Regions from separate parts of the Homo sapiens genome. Here regions 1 and 2 are each linked to region 3. A link is a contact called in ENCODE Hi-C or POLR2A ChIA-PET data. All regions are on one chromosome and are shown on one strand. The core of a region is the stretch at or near the end of the contact, and the rest is flanking DNA. Distances in the headings are between cores, read along the strand shown.

Region 1 (2,700 bases), core at 36-2,535, 610 kb before region 3:
GTCATCCCCATTAGCTGAAAGGCTCATCAAAGGCAAAAAAATCACTTATTTTTGTATTAGTTAACAATTGTGCATTTAGCAATGTATCTGGCACCTAGTAGGTATTACAATTTATTGAGTCAGTGGCTGATTGTTCATTTAGCAGAAACACATGGGATCTCTTATATGGCAAGATTCTGTTGCATTCTTAAAGTATATGTCAACATATACAGTTTTTAGAAACTCATATCTTTAATAAAATAAAGTTTAAAATTTATATCCATATAAATTATTGAAATATATAATCAGGTTATCTGGTAAGGCAGAGGAATGATTATGAATTATAAATCTGAGAGGTTGAAAGTTAATTGCTGTATTATTCCCTGGATTGTTCACATTCATGGAAGGTATTCAACTCATCTGATTCAACAGGAGAAGGGAAATATTTATAGTACAACTTCCTTTCGATTGCAAATGAATTCTAGTTACGTATGTGTCACATTTTTCCCAAACAGTGAAAAGACTTTTTTTTTAAGTAGATGAAAGTATTTTCATCAGCACTCAACTTCTGAGCTTCCCTTTCTGAGATCAGATATTGTGAAAGACAGTAACAGAGATATAAAGAATTATTAGCTACTAAGCTTGAAGTCTGATAAATACCCATTTAAAAAACTATATAAGCTATTAAAGTTGGCTCTCATATAAAAGAGAGAGAACTCTCTGTTTTATTCAAATAAATATGATTTTAAAAGAATGATGGCTGTGGTCATGATAAGAAATATGGCCTTTCATATTTATAATGTGTCCTCCATTCATCTTGGTTATAACAGGAAATGGTAATGTAATTTCTTTGTGGGCAAAGATGAAAAAATAATCCTTGTCTGTAAAACTTTCTTACAACGACGACAACAATTACAACAGTGACACCAAGAAACTATTATAACAAGTTGCTAGAACATAGATGAGATTGTCTTGCAATTAGCCATGTCTGTCTGACACACATTTCTTTCTTTGTAAGAGAAATCGTGCAGAGCAGTTTATTCCGTCTCAAAGATTTTGATAAAAGAAAAAGGAAAACTGCAATTTTTGCCACAAAAAGACAGGTGGCGTAAGCATGCAACTTTTTTTTCTTTTCTTTTCTTTCTTTCTTTTTTTTTTTTTTTAAATATAAAGTGATTATTTTCTCTTGGTTCTTTGAAAAACCTCGCTTGTGCTGGGGTTTGTGGCTGAACCCGGTGACGTCAGTGTGGCAGTGCGGAGTCAGGCGCAGCGGCTCCCTATAAGCAGAGGAGCTGTCCGTGTGCTGAAACGGCCCGAGAAGCTCGCCCGGAGAACGGGGAGGAATATGCTGTGGAGCTCCTCTGCCATATAAACAAAAAGAGGTAAGGCTGCTTTTCTCTTTGATTTATTGGAAAGTTCCAAATTGCATGCTCTTCTTTTAATTCCTAGCTGAGAAGAAAAAGACTGTTTGGCAAGCTTATGTCGATAGGATAACTGAATAGCAACCTGCTGCTCATCAGCCAATGTAAGGACACTACATATGTGTATATACATGATCGGGTCTATGCTTTATACTACTTGATGTTGGATATTTACTAACCAGAATGTTACTTAGATAATCATATAAAAAAGAGTGAAAAAGTTAAGGATTTTAGTGTCAATACACAGATTAATGTAAAGTTAACCAAGCCCAATATCTTGTTTCTTTCCAAAATTTATTATTTCTGCCACTAAGAGCCAGATACGAAGCCAGGGGTATAATTTATATGTTTAATATTCTTAACAGTAGGTTTCCAATGATACAAAGGCTGTCAAGCATGTTAGTCATAAAGGCAACCCATTTTGGAACTAGGTTTTTTTTCTTTGATATTTATCTTACAAGAGCTCTGAATTAACTAACCACATAAAATTCTTTTCTGAACTTGTATATTTGAAAGAGCTTACATTATTATCTCCTAATTTTAGTTCTAAGATGTTAACTTAGGATTTTCCTGAACACTGGATTCTTCCTTTTTCCAGGGCAAAATATTATCTTGGGTTGTAATTTGGCTGTGACCATGAATTACAGAGAAATGATCATTTTGAATACATGATGAAAATACTCATAACTTTGTAAATTGTTATTGTTATTGCTATAATTTGATTTAAAGAGGATGTTCAATATGTTGCTAAAGATTTTGTCTGGGACAAGTATTTCATTTTTTCTGTATCCCAACTAGTTGAATTGCTTAAATTACATATAGTCACCTGCATGTGTCAATGCTCTAGCCTGAATTCAACAGAAAAGACATTTTAACTTGAGAGATTTTAATGATAGCTATCAGGGGAAAAATAATGTTCTAATTATTTGGATTTCAGAAAATTCAATTTTAAATCAAACCCCATATAGAATAGTAGAGCTGTTGAAACATCTTTACTACTTGAAAGAGCTGCTACCTGGGAAAAGAATCCTTTGGGTCTCACTCAAAGGCAATAACTATGTCATTCAAACTGAAGCTGAATAGTTAAGCAAAGGGTAGCACTTCTTAGGCTGTGGTTTAAACAACTGCAATGAGTAGTCTGCTTCAACTTTACAGCAAAGTGCAGTTCCAAGATAATGATTTTAAAGATGAGCATATAATCCACATGTTAAGACTATTTCAGTATTGTGGCTTCAAAAAAAATAAGTTCAGTAAGGTTTTTAAGATTATTATTTCAAATGCCAATGTTGAAAGTTGATTA
Region 2 (2,700 bases), core at 148-2,647, 960 kb before region 3:
TACTGTACACTTAATAAACTACAGAATAGTATAAACATAACTTAGGTATACACTGGGAAACTAAAAAAGTCATGTGACTCGTTTTATTGTCGTGGTCTAGAACCAACCCTACAATATGTATGAGGTATACCTGTATCTGCATATAACCTATGCACATCCTCCTGTATACTTTAAGTCATCTCTGGATTACTTATACGTAACACAATATAAAACCCCTTTAAGAAACAAAGGGAAGCAAAGTATGAAAACCTAGGTTGAAAGTCGTAAGATATACATATAACATATACACCTATATAATCTGTCCAACCCATAAAGTTTCTTCCACCTTTGAGAGCCTAAAATACTTAATCTTATAATAAACAAGGGAATGGGAATTAAGAAGAGATTTTATTTTTTGCTATAATCTTCTCTGTTAGAAGACCGTTCCTACTGGTAGGAGTACAAAGTGGATCAACATTTTTTGGAGGGCAATGTTAAAGTACTAATAGCTTTCAAAATTTCATACTACACATGCGTCCCCTTTACGCGCTGTTACATAGGTTTTAATGGCAATAATATGGAGCTCATAGGCCCATATATACAGAGCCATAAAAAAGAGTGAGGTACATATCTTTGTAATACCATGACAACATGTCAAACACACATTATTAAAGAGAAAAAGCAAGATGAAGGAATTTAAATTATGTAAAGTATGATCTGGTTTGAAGCTATAAAAACCTGTGTCTCTCTCTGCCAAACCTGTTACCAGAACAGCATTAATTAGGGCAAAAATCTAAAGCTAACTTTTTTTCCTTTTACTCTAGACAGCAGAATTCAGGTTGTAGATTAATTTTTTTTCTCCTTAATTTACGATGCTGTGGGCTGCTTTCTTCCCGCTTATCGGAATTCTCAGGCATTACAAACGGGGACTACAACATCCAAGTCCACATAAGGAAGACCCTCCAGTTAGCCCCATTTCTCCCAATTTTCAGTAGCCAAAATCCTAAATGGTAGTTTCAAAACGTCGGGAACAGCCCGAAGCTCTACCGCCCGCGGCACAAATCCATTTTTTTTGCCTCAGGCCCCGCGCCCACAGCTCACGGGTGTCTCCATCGCAAACTTCCTAAGGCTTAACCCAGGGGCGCATCAGCCGCAGACACGACGCCGCGGGAAGAAGACCCAGTGTCTGCGACCGCCACCCTGAGACCTCTTCCCGAGGTGGCTCCTACCGGCGCACGGGCGGCGGCGGGCACCGCAGAAGGCGCTGCCGCTCTAACTCCTTCTGGAAGCGGAAGGCGGCGCGGAATCCCTTCTTCACTCCCCGAACCGGAGGGACCAGCTTGGGGGCGACTGGAGCCAGGAGGCAGCGATGTCCCTGCTGCAGCAATCTTACCAGCCCGGACGCCATTGCACGAGAGAAAACGATGGAAGACGGAACGAAAGTAGTCGGGCCAGTGTCCCCGTAACACACTTCCCCCGGAACCCGGAACGCGGAACGCGAAGAGAAGGCTGGGGCGGAGACAGCCCCCGGGGCGGGGCGACTGAGAGAGGGCAGGGGCGGAGACAGCCCCGGGGCGGGGTGATTGCGGCCGCCTTGAGGCTACGCTTGCGCTAGTTCTCTCCTCTCTTCGAGTTACTTTCCAATGATCCGGACTTGAGGGCGTTTGCGCCCAAAAGTTTCTGGGAGAAGTTGCTTCACCCTGTCACTCTCTTGTTCCTTCCTCTCTCGTTACAGCAAAACAAACAAAAATCTGTTTCGCTTTCAGGTTAAGGAAACATTTAAATCCTCAAAAAAAGAAAACATTTTTAATTTATATTTAGTGTTCTAGGCCACTACTGAGCAAGTATTTACCGAGCTTCTATTTTTGACCCAGCACGCCTCCAAAAGCCTTAGTTTTGGAAACCCTAGACTCAGAAATGTTGGCTTATCCAAAATTAAAATTTTTCTTTAAAAGCAATCTAATAGTACATATTTTTAAACATCCGGAAAATGACTGGAAAAAAACATAAAACGGTAATAGGGGAATTACAGTTTCTTCCTTCTTTATGTTAACACTCTTTAACAATGTAATTCTATTGCTTTCCTACCAAACTGTTAATACAGTACAATTTTTAAAAGAACATATTAAGTCACAAAGGGAGGCTTGTTTGAATTCCCAGTTTTGAGTTGCCTGCTGAACATCTAGACCCTCAAAGGGGCAATGCTTTCTGTGATCTCTTTGTTAAAGGCATCTGTGTCCCCAGCAGTCACCCAGATTGAACTCCTATGTCTTTGATTGTTTTTGTTTCGACAAACCCCCTCTTCGGTGCAGTTTCCACCAAGTGCTTTTTCCATTTATTTCCACTGCAGGTACCTGGTGGCTCTCCTCACCTCTTTCCGTGGTTAGTGTAATTGGCCTGGTACCTTCCTCCCTTCCCCAGACACAGCTCACCTACATTCATCTCTCTGAAACACAGACCACAAAGCATGTTATGACTTAGCCCGAGAATCTTCAGTGCCAGGATCATAGAACTCAATTTGGGTTTCTCAGCTTGACCATTTCAAAAGGGAGAATCTAAATGGTTCATCTCAGCTTATAAAAGGGTTCCCTTTGGGGAGGGAGAGAGCAAAAGAGGGGCTGAGCACACACCAAAAAACAAACTGATGGATTTCTGGTTGAAGGAAATTCTCCAAGAAGGGGTGAAAGGAGGTTACGATTGACCTTCTTGTTTCAATGTATG
Region 3 (2,700 bases), core at 46-2,545:
CTAGGAACATAAATGAGGAAACCTCTGCCTCCCAGTCCAGCCCACTCTCTGATTTTCTCTATTTGGAAGTACTCTTCAGTGGCATAGACAGACTTTCTCTGTATGGTGGTTGTATTAGTCCATTCTCAAGCTGCTATGAAGAAATACCCGAGGCTGGGTAATTATAAAGAAAAGAGGTTTAATTGACTCATAGTTCTGCATGGCTTGGGAGGCCTCAGGAGACTTACAATCATGGTGGAAGGCACCTCTTCACAGGGTGGCAGGAGAGAGAATGAGTGCAAGCAGGGGAAATGCCAGGCACTTATAAAACCATCAGATCCCATGGGACTCACTCATTATCACGAGAACAGCATGGGGAAACTGCCCCCATGATTCAATTACCTCTACCTGGTCCCAGCCTTGACACGTGGGGATTGTGGGGACTACAATTCAAGATGAGATTTGGGTTGGTACACAGAGCCAAACGTATCAGTGGTGAAGTAGATTTTTAATTAGTGTGCTTCCTGTTCTCAAGCCCAGTGCAAGATTTCTTCTCAGAGCTCCAGCTCCAAACAGAAGAACCCTAAAGAAAGATTGGTCCGTCTCAGGTACCAGGCTCTTACCTGTATCATCAGAGTGGTCAAGAAAATGGGAATTTGTAATTAACCAGGCCTATACTGTGCAGCTTATAGGAAAGGAGGAGGATCCTATAATTAATTGTCCCACCAGAATCACAAATCTAAAGTATGAGAGATTTAATACTTCAACCAGGGTGTGCAGTGCTAGACACCCTAAACCCACATCTTCCAAGAGGAAAGGCTTCTACAATAATTGGAATATAGGATTATAAAGAAGAAATGAAAGGCCCACATTCCCTCAGAAAACCCTGCCCCAAAAATGTACAGAAGAGAAACACCTCTGGGCCAAGAGCTAAATGGTGTTTTTGCTTTTCATCCAGAAAGAGCCAAGATAATGCAAAGGGAATATTATTCTTTCCTAACTGATGCAAACTTCTGGGGAGAAAAACATACAAGTGCAAACGTTATGTTCAAATCTACATATGCGTAATACATTCATGAGCACCAGTGTATCATTGTGATTTGGCACTTAATATTTAACGAATCTAATATTTTTGTTTCTATGAATACTTCTCAGCTGCCTGGGATAGCCTGAAAGTTCCTAGTCTCATTTCCCTGGTGGTTCTTTGCCAGAGAATGTAACAGTGAAGGAAATCAAAAGGCCTTATTTCATCAGCTGACACTGGAGGGAACAGCACAGGAATCACAGACTGAGGCTGGCAACCAGCCCCCTTTCTCACAGAGGAAAATTACCAGAACTCTCTGCAGAGTGACTAAGAGCTGCCAGCAGTGCTGCCTCGTGTCCTCTTCTCATCTGAGACTGAGCAGATGCAGCTTTATAAACAAGATGGAGAGAGAAGCCAGGATTCCACTGTGAGACAGAGCAAGCCACCTCTGACCAGGTGGTCTTCCCATCATATCTATGGACACTGGGCAGACAGCATGAAACGCTAATGGGCAAAAGCACCACAGATGCTTCCTGAAACCAGGGCAGTGCTGAAAGTCAACAGAATGGGCGTCCTGGTTAGGGTGGGTATCGGCTTTTTCATAATGTGGTCAGGGAGACAGACGCTCCCAAGAAACCCGTTGGCTCATCCAGTTGTCTGGCAGAGATGAATCGATGTTAAGACACATCCCTGACTGTGCCTTCCATGCATCTGTTCTAGAACTGGAAAGTTGCCAAGACCCTGAGGACTCCCACAACAGAAAACAGAGGGAAAAAAAATTAAATTGGAATAGTGTATTGTAGGAGTAATAGAGATTTGCATTATTTGCCTGATGTTTATCGGTTTTTGAACCACATGCAAATAAAGAGCCTCTGACTTACTCCCTGCTGTATCCCAGCTCCTAGTAGAAAAGCTAGTTCATAGAAGTGCTCAAAACATATTTCATAAATGAATGAGAGACATTACCTAATTTTCCTCCATACCAATCCTAATCATGAAAAAGGCTGGTGTGTACATATGTGTGTTGTGTATGTGCATGTATTTCATTGAATCCCTGCTTCTGAAGTACTTCTGAAATAGTAAAGCTCCTAAAGTACCAAAGACCAGGAAAATATGACCTCGTGTCTATGTGTAGCTGGCTAGATGATGAAAGGATAATATGGTCTGGTCAGAATATCCTACTAATTGGAGATTTTGAGTCTAGTTATCCCAGGGATAAACCATACATTTGAATATTTTAATATTCAATTATCTTTTTTTCCCTTTGTGAGAAAGAACTGAAACATCTCTAAAAAGGAGCAAATGAAGACAGTTTCATCAAGACCAGCACTCTAGGGAAGGAGAGCCTTACCATATCAGTGAAAGAAGGAATCAGGAAATTATCAGCTAGCAGCTGAAATAGAACTGTTGTCTGTCGGTCCCTAAAATGCAACTAAAAGTCTCCTATGAACACCATCACCCATTGTCTCTTTTTATACCCCTCAAGTTTCTTGTTATCCCTTTCTGGTATCTCATCTCAGAAATACCTCTCCAGGGATAATTACTGACCACACCTACCTTGGACATTTTATTTAACCAATTTTTGTCCATATTCCTATTTCAAATGAGGGATAAGCCCCTTCCCTCACCTCTGCTCCTTTGAAGCTAGGTCCTAAAAAGTGGGCAATAGGCCTAGATATTTCAGGACAGAGAAAGGA

Evidence for each region. Hi-C counts contacts between places; a loop is a spot of excess contacts on that map. ChIA-PET counts read pairs that join two places held with the same protein, here RNA polymerase II (POLR2A). Pooled maps may share reads with other maps.
Region 1: a loop to region 3 is called in a pooled map, with 2.5 times the contacts of the local background. The contact joins the promoter of SCG2 here to the enhancer-like site in region 3. A Hi-C loop is called at or near these places in 5 of 168 maps with a recorded cell type or tissue (IMR-90, MCF 10A, dorsolateral prefrontal cortex and 2 more) and 12 of 50 pooled maps.
Region 2: a pooled map shows a loop between it and region 3 (4-fold over the local background). The contact joins the promoter of MRPL44 here to the enhancer-like site in region 3. A Hi-C loop is called at or near these places in 2 of 168 maps with a recorded cell type or tissue (posterior vena cava and sigmoid colon) and 3 of 50 pooled maps. POLR2A ChIA-PET finds 5 or more read pairs at or near these places in 1 of 52 experiments (Caco-2).

What each region holds. Positions count from the first base shown.
Region 1 is chr2:223,600,946-223,603,645 of GRCh38, reverse strand. It overlaps SCG2 (secretogranin II), which reads left to right and starts at 1,285. Exons shown (of 2, transcript NM_003469.5): 1 at 1,285-1,361.
Region 2 is chr2:223,956,160-223,958,859 of GRCh38, reverse strand. MRPL44 (mitochondrial ribosomal protein L44) reads right to left here and starts at 1,397. Exons shown (of 4, transcript NM_022915.5): 1 at 1,209-1,397. The coding sequence starts at 1,387. RefSeq lists an enhancer at 1,313-1,482 and a silencer at 1,553-1,622.
Region 3 is chr2:222,993,091-222,995,790 of GRCh38, reverse strand. No RefSeq gene overlaps it. Among named protein-coding and RNA genes, the nearest start is that of KCNE4, 58 kb to the left of the region's middle. Within about 2 kb of position 1,295, at least 19 of the 41 ENCODE cell types and tissues checked have a DNase peak (open chromatin) inside an H3K27ac peak, as active enhancers do; they include dorsolateral prefrontal cortex and sigmoid colon, where a contact is called at or near this core.